Linked DNA regions of Mus musculus: region 2 is linked to region 1. Evidence: chromatin loops called from intact Hi-C (ENCODE). Cell type or tissue: heart. All regions are shown on one strand. Links, peaks and the distances in the headings refer to the core of each region. The heading gives the core; the rest is flanking DNA. Region 1 has its middle 20 kb from the start of Sftpb. Region 2 holds the start of Usp39 (ubiquitin specific peptidase 39).

Region 1 (2,921 bases), core at 132-2,631:
TTATACCAGTGCCTGGCATCCGATCTTACGGAGCAGGTAGATTGTTACATGGGTTCTGATTCCACCATCCCACATAGAATTGCTTATTTGTCTAATTGTGGAATATATTTAGAAAAATTAATTTTTTCTTTTTTTGGCTTTTCGAGACAGGGTTTCTCTGTGTAGCCCTGGCTGTCCTGGAACTCACTTTGTAGAACAGGCTGGTCTCGAACTCAGAAATCCACCTGCCTCTGCCTCCCAAGTGCTGGGATTAAAGGTGTGCACCACTACGCCCAGCGAAAAATTAATAAGTATAAGACCTTTTTATTGTTGTTATTTATTATTCTTTTTTGTTTTGATTTTGGAGACAATGTTTGACTATGTAAGACCAGGTTGGTTTGGATACAACAAAACCACAGAGATCACAGAGAGTCACAGAGATCCATCTGCAACTGCTTCACAAGTATTGTGATTAAAAGTGTGTAGCACCACCCATCTGTTGGTTTGTTGCTGTTTCTCTTTAAATTTTTATTTATTCACTTATTTGTGTATATGTGTGTGTGCCTACAGAAGACATAAGAGGGAGTTGAATCCCTTGGGATAGAGTTATAAGTGTTTGTGGACCTCCCATTGTGTGGGTTTTCAGATCCAAACTCCGGTACTCACAATGGAGCAAGCACGCTTTAACCTCTGAGCTGTCTCTTTAACCCCTTGTTTTGTTTTTGAGGCAGGGTCTCATGCAGCCCTAGCTAGCCTCAAACTCACTATGAATCTAATATTAACCTTCTTGCCTCCACCTCTTTAGTGCTAGGATCATAGATGCGCACCACCATGCCCAGCCTATAGCAACATGTTCCACTGGTGTCTAATTGTTGCAATGAAACATTGGCCCATCATATCAGTTGATGTGAGGGGAAACAAGAAAGAGTTTGTAATCCTGGAGGTTTATTAAAAATAAATAAATAGAGCTGGAGAGATGGCTCAGCAGTTAAGAGCACTGACTGCTCTCCAAAGGTCCTGAGTTCAATTCCCAGCAACTACATGGTGGCTCACAACCATCTGTAATGGGATCCAATTCCTTATTCTGGTGGGTCTGAAGACAGCTACAGTACAGTGTACTCATGTAATTAAAATAAAATCTTAAAAATAAATAAATAAAAATTAAAAAAATAAAAATCCTTTTTCTATAGAAGGGTGCAATGCAGTTTTCTCCCAGTAGATGGCAGCACATGACCCACAGTTTAAAGCAGGCTATTCCCACGCCCCCACCCCGTCGAGACTCATTTAGTTGTAGGTGCTGTTGCTGCTATTGTTCTTTAGCATCTCACATATCCCAGGCTGGCCTTGAACTCACTATGGAGCAGAAGATGACATCATAAATATCTGCTCTTCCTGCCTTCACCTCCCAAGTGCAGGGACACAGGTGTGAACCGCCACACCCAGTTTATGAGGTGCTAGGGATCAAACCCAGTGAGACTGAGCACAGAATTCGGCCGTGTCTGCTTTCCGAATTCTGGTATTACGGGCCTGTGCTCCCACCCATCTGAATCAGGTTTTTAGTGAGTCTTGGTAATAGAATCATTACAATCCAAGTAAACAATCCAAGTGTGCCACAGAGAGCAAGCAACTACAGCATCAATGTACTTACACAAACTATGAGAAGCCACACTATAAAAGAACTGTCATAAGAAGTGGGCTGGAGACATAACTTATTCAGTAAGTGCCTGCCTCAAATGAGGACTTGAGTTCAAATCCTCAACAACCACACAAAGCCCGGATATGGCAGCCTGGGTTTGTCTATAACCTCAGAGCTAGAAGGGGGAGAGTAGTGGCAGACAAAGACAGGAGGATCCTCGGAGGTCACTGGCTGGCCACTCTAGCCAATCAGTAAACTCTGAGTTCAGGGAGGCCCCCGTCTCAAATAAAAGGTAGGATGAGCTGGGTGGTGGTGACATAAGCCTTTAATCCCAGTAATCAGGTGACGTAGACACAGGCAGATGGCTGTGAGTTCAAGGCCATCTACACAGTGAATTCCAGTACAACCAGAACTGTTACAGAGAGAAACCCTGTTTCAAGACCCCTTCCCCACCACCCAAAAAGGTAGAGTGAAATAGAGAAAACCTAACATGGGCCTTAGTACCCCTACATGCATGTATGCACAGACAGGCACTCACATATACACTGCACACAAGGGTAAATATGTGAATGAATGAATGAATGAATGAATGAAGGAAGGAAGGAAGGAAGGAATGAATGAATAAATAAATAAATAAATAAATAAATAAATAAATAAATAGCAGAAAATATACCACATGTCACACACATGTGAAGCAGCTACAGTGAGTTCAAAGAATTATTCGCAAGAGTGACCGAGGCCACAGAATAGGTACGCTGTGATGTAGAACTCTCAGCTCCTTCACCACCATGTCTGCCCACAGGCTGCCATGCTTCCCGCCGTGACAATAATGGACCTCTGAACTGTAAGCAGCCTCAGTTAAGTGGTTTTCTGTATATGAGTCGCCTTAGTCATGGTGTCTGTTCACAGCAATAAAGACACCACATAAAGCAGGAATAACGGCACAAGCCTGTGATCCCAACACAGTTCAACAATGGAAGGCCATTCTCAGCGACACAGCAGCTCTGAGACCAGGCTGCCCTGCCAAAGATAACCTGCCTAAAGGAAAGAGAGACAGGAAGGCAGAAGCTAAGGAGGCACTGGGACTGGAAAGAAGCCCACACCCTGGAACCAGCAATAGTCAAAAGCTACACCACTGACAGAATCGAGATTGCCTACAAAACTCAGTGTCCCAGAGACATCTCAAATGAGGACGTTAAAGCCAGAAGTGAGGGCTGGTGTGGTGGTGCAGGCCAGGAGAGCCTAGTTTTTGTGTGAAAAGTTCTAGGCTAACCAGGGCTGCATAATGAGATTCAGTCTCAAAAAG
Region 2 (2,921 bases), core at 290-2,789, 61 kb after region 1:
TAAATAAATAAATATCAAATGGGCAGGAAAAGTATCATGAAATATATCACAAGTACTAAGATAAGCTGAATATCCTTAAATCTACTATTAGTACAAGAACTGTATTGGTTCTGAGAGTTAATCCTAATGTGTTAACTCTAACTAAAGTTAACCCTAATGTGTTAGCTTGACACAGCTTCATGGATGCTGACAGAAGCCACATGATCACAGACTAAAACAAAGAGTCTACTACAGCAATAACAGTACCCTATTATATGACATCTTTGCCAGATCCTAGAGTTAAGTCCCATAATAGAATAGAAAAAGAACCAGTGCTCATAGTGGGTTGCCTTACAGAAGATCCCTGCCCTTAAAGAAGATTATATCTTCTTGTGACCTTACTCCCTACCTATTGCTCTATGGAATAATACTATCTGTCTCCCAAGGCTGGTCATTACATCAGCATCCTTTACAAGACAACATGGAACAACCCCCATGCAAAACCCAGGAGAAGCATTAGTGTCTCCAAACTATTCAACTAGTACAAAGTCAATACTTGAGTTGAGTGCACTGGGACTCAACTAATGGTCTTATTCCAAAAATTACAACATGACTCTGACTCTTAGGAATTTGTGGGGGGTGGGGGGGAACGGAGAAGGGTCCATCTGTACAGTCGTCAGTAGAGCACCTGACCCACGTAGGCTATACGTGAATAGGGAGATGCTGTGATGTATTATGACAGGCAATCCAGCCTGCTGGATTCAAGCCTGGTCAGGGAGGCAGAAGAAAGGAAAAGTAAAAAGCAGACAAAAACTGGGCATCTCAGACTTCAAGAAGGGGAAGCAAGAGTCTAAGGCCATCTCTGGTTACAACTTCAAGTTCCTGAGACCCGTCTTTAAAAATATAGGAGGAGAAAGAAGAAAGCAGGCGAAGGAAGAGGACGCGCCCGGCCCGGCCCCGCGCACCTCGCACCTCCCGCTCGGGCTCCGAGTCTTCATCGGCCTCGCGCTCACGCTTCACCCGCACGACCGGGAGCGCGGGCGCCGGGACCTCTCGCGCAGCCGGCTCGGCCTCCCGCTTCACGCGGACCGGGCTACCCCGGGAGCTCGCCGCCTCGGGCTCCTTCTCACGGTCTCGCTCCTTCTTGATGCGACCCGAGCTGCCACGAGACTCGGACTCACGCTTCCCGCGGGTGGAACCATGGGACTGCCGCTTGGACCGGCTAGACATCGCCACCACCAGTTAGGAGCTTCCGCGCCGGCGCCGAGCACGGGCAGCAAGCAGCCAATCAGAAGTCGAGATGGCCTCATAGAAACGCAGCGCGCTACGAGTCGCTGTGAGGGACAATACAGGCTTATAAAACGTTATAAGCGCTGCTGGCCCAACCGAGATAGTTTCGAACATATTGTGTCCTTGTCCAACATCTCTTCACGGCTTAAATAGGAACCTTTCACAGGCTACTTTCATTTTAGGGAAAAGGAAGCTAGCACTCCACCCGAGATAGCTTCAGGACAATTTGTGTCTCGAAACGACGATCCAGAGATGTCCCCTGATCAGGGACTGATGACCTACACAGGAAAAGGAGTCAGTATTCCCAAATTAACTCCTTCATTCAGGCTTGTACCTGGGAACTTCAATTAGTATCATATTTAAAGGGCTCTTGAAATGAGTTTGCAAATACTCTGCTAAGGCGCATTTATTGTTTAGCTAATAAAACTTCAAATTCAGCCTTACCACTGAGTCATGCCTTAGTCCCTGCCTATTTGAACAGTTCCATCGAAGTATAATTGATATACAAGATAGTACACGTTTGATGTGTCTAATTTGCTAAATTGCGATGTATGAACACTTACAGATTCAAGAGAAGAAACTTGTCTCACCCCAGAAATGTCCTGTGCCCACGTGGAATCCCACCCAAACCACAATAGTGACTACATTTCCTAGAATTTTATGTTCAAGTATGAGTCGGTGTTTCCTCTTTCTGACCAGGTCTCATTCACGTCTAGGGTAAGGCAGTCTGTTCCTTTACTTTCAATATAACAATTCCATCAAGCAGATGCACTTGATTCTGTCACTGCTCTAATAAGTTTCTGATGTTTACATTTTAAACTGAAAACTTGGAAAGCTATACTCTCAGGATCAGGCAAAACAAATCCCAAAGTTTAAGGCCAACTGAGCTACATAGTTAATTCAAGACTATCCTAGGCTACATGCCAGAAGGAAAGAAACAAGAGAAGGCTATGCACTATTAGACCCTCAAAAGCCTTGGTTCCTCTCATGGTCAGTTAAGCAAGTGGTCTGGACACCAGCAGTGCAGCTCCAATGTGGCTGAAATAGGGACTGGGTATGGGTGGGGAAAACTTACCTACGTGAGCACTTGTCTGCCTCATTGCCTATCAGAGACAGATGTTTTTAGTATGTCCACTAATAAGCAAACAAACGGAGGAGATTGGCTCAATTGGTGAGAAAGCTTACTGTCCAAGCATGAGTCCAAAACTCCAGCACCCGTGGAAAAAGCTGACAGTGGGCTCATGCCTATAGTCCTAGCCATGTGGGAAATGGAGACAGGAGGACCACTAGGGCTTGGTGGCTGTCAGCTGAATTACAGGTTAAGTGAGAGGCCCTATCTCAAAGGAACAGGTAGAGAATACAGACAAGAGCACCCAGTGTCGTCCTCTTGCCTATACACACACACTACAAAAACAAAATTAAGGAAACCTAGGCACATTTAGATTAAAGAGTCAACCAAGTGGCATATATTAACATGTCTTCTTTAATTCTGCCATAAAGAAATGTCATTTGTAGGGAAATGGTGAACCTAAAGATGTTAAGCGAATTCAGTATAATTTAGAAAGAGTAATCACCAATATTGCATGTTTTTCCCATATGTAGGACCTAGATTTTAAGTGTGTATGTGTGTGTGTGTGTGTGTGTGTGTGTGT

The links. Peaks named below come from ENCODE experiments on the same cell type or tissue, not always from the same donor. Only the 100,000 strongest peaks of a DNase experiment are listed, where the experiment ranks them.
Region 2: it touches region 1 in a loop (4-fold over the local background); 1 of 42 quality-filtered maps calls a loop at or near these places.

The regions. Positions count from the first base shown.
Region 1 is chr6:72,282,852-72,285,772 of GRCm38, forward strand. No RefSeq gene overlaps it. Among named protein-coding and RNA genes, the nearest start is that of Sftpb, 20 kb to the right of the region's middle. In heart, for the core only: a CTCF peak has its summit at 1,187 (motif pointing right); no DNase peak of the experiment used is centred there.
Region 2 is chr6:72,343,941-72,346,861 of GRCm38, forward strand. It overlaps Usp39 (ubiquitin specific peptidase 39), which reads right to left and starts at 1,235. Exons shown (of 13, transcript NM_138592.4): 1 at 945-1,235. The coding sequence starts at 1,209. In heart, for the core only: no CTCF peak of the experiment used is centred there; a DNase peak (open chromatin) is centred at 1,251; H3K4me3 peaks cover 1,556 bases; H3K27ac peaks cover 1,207 bases.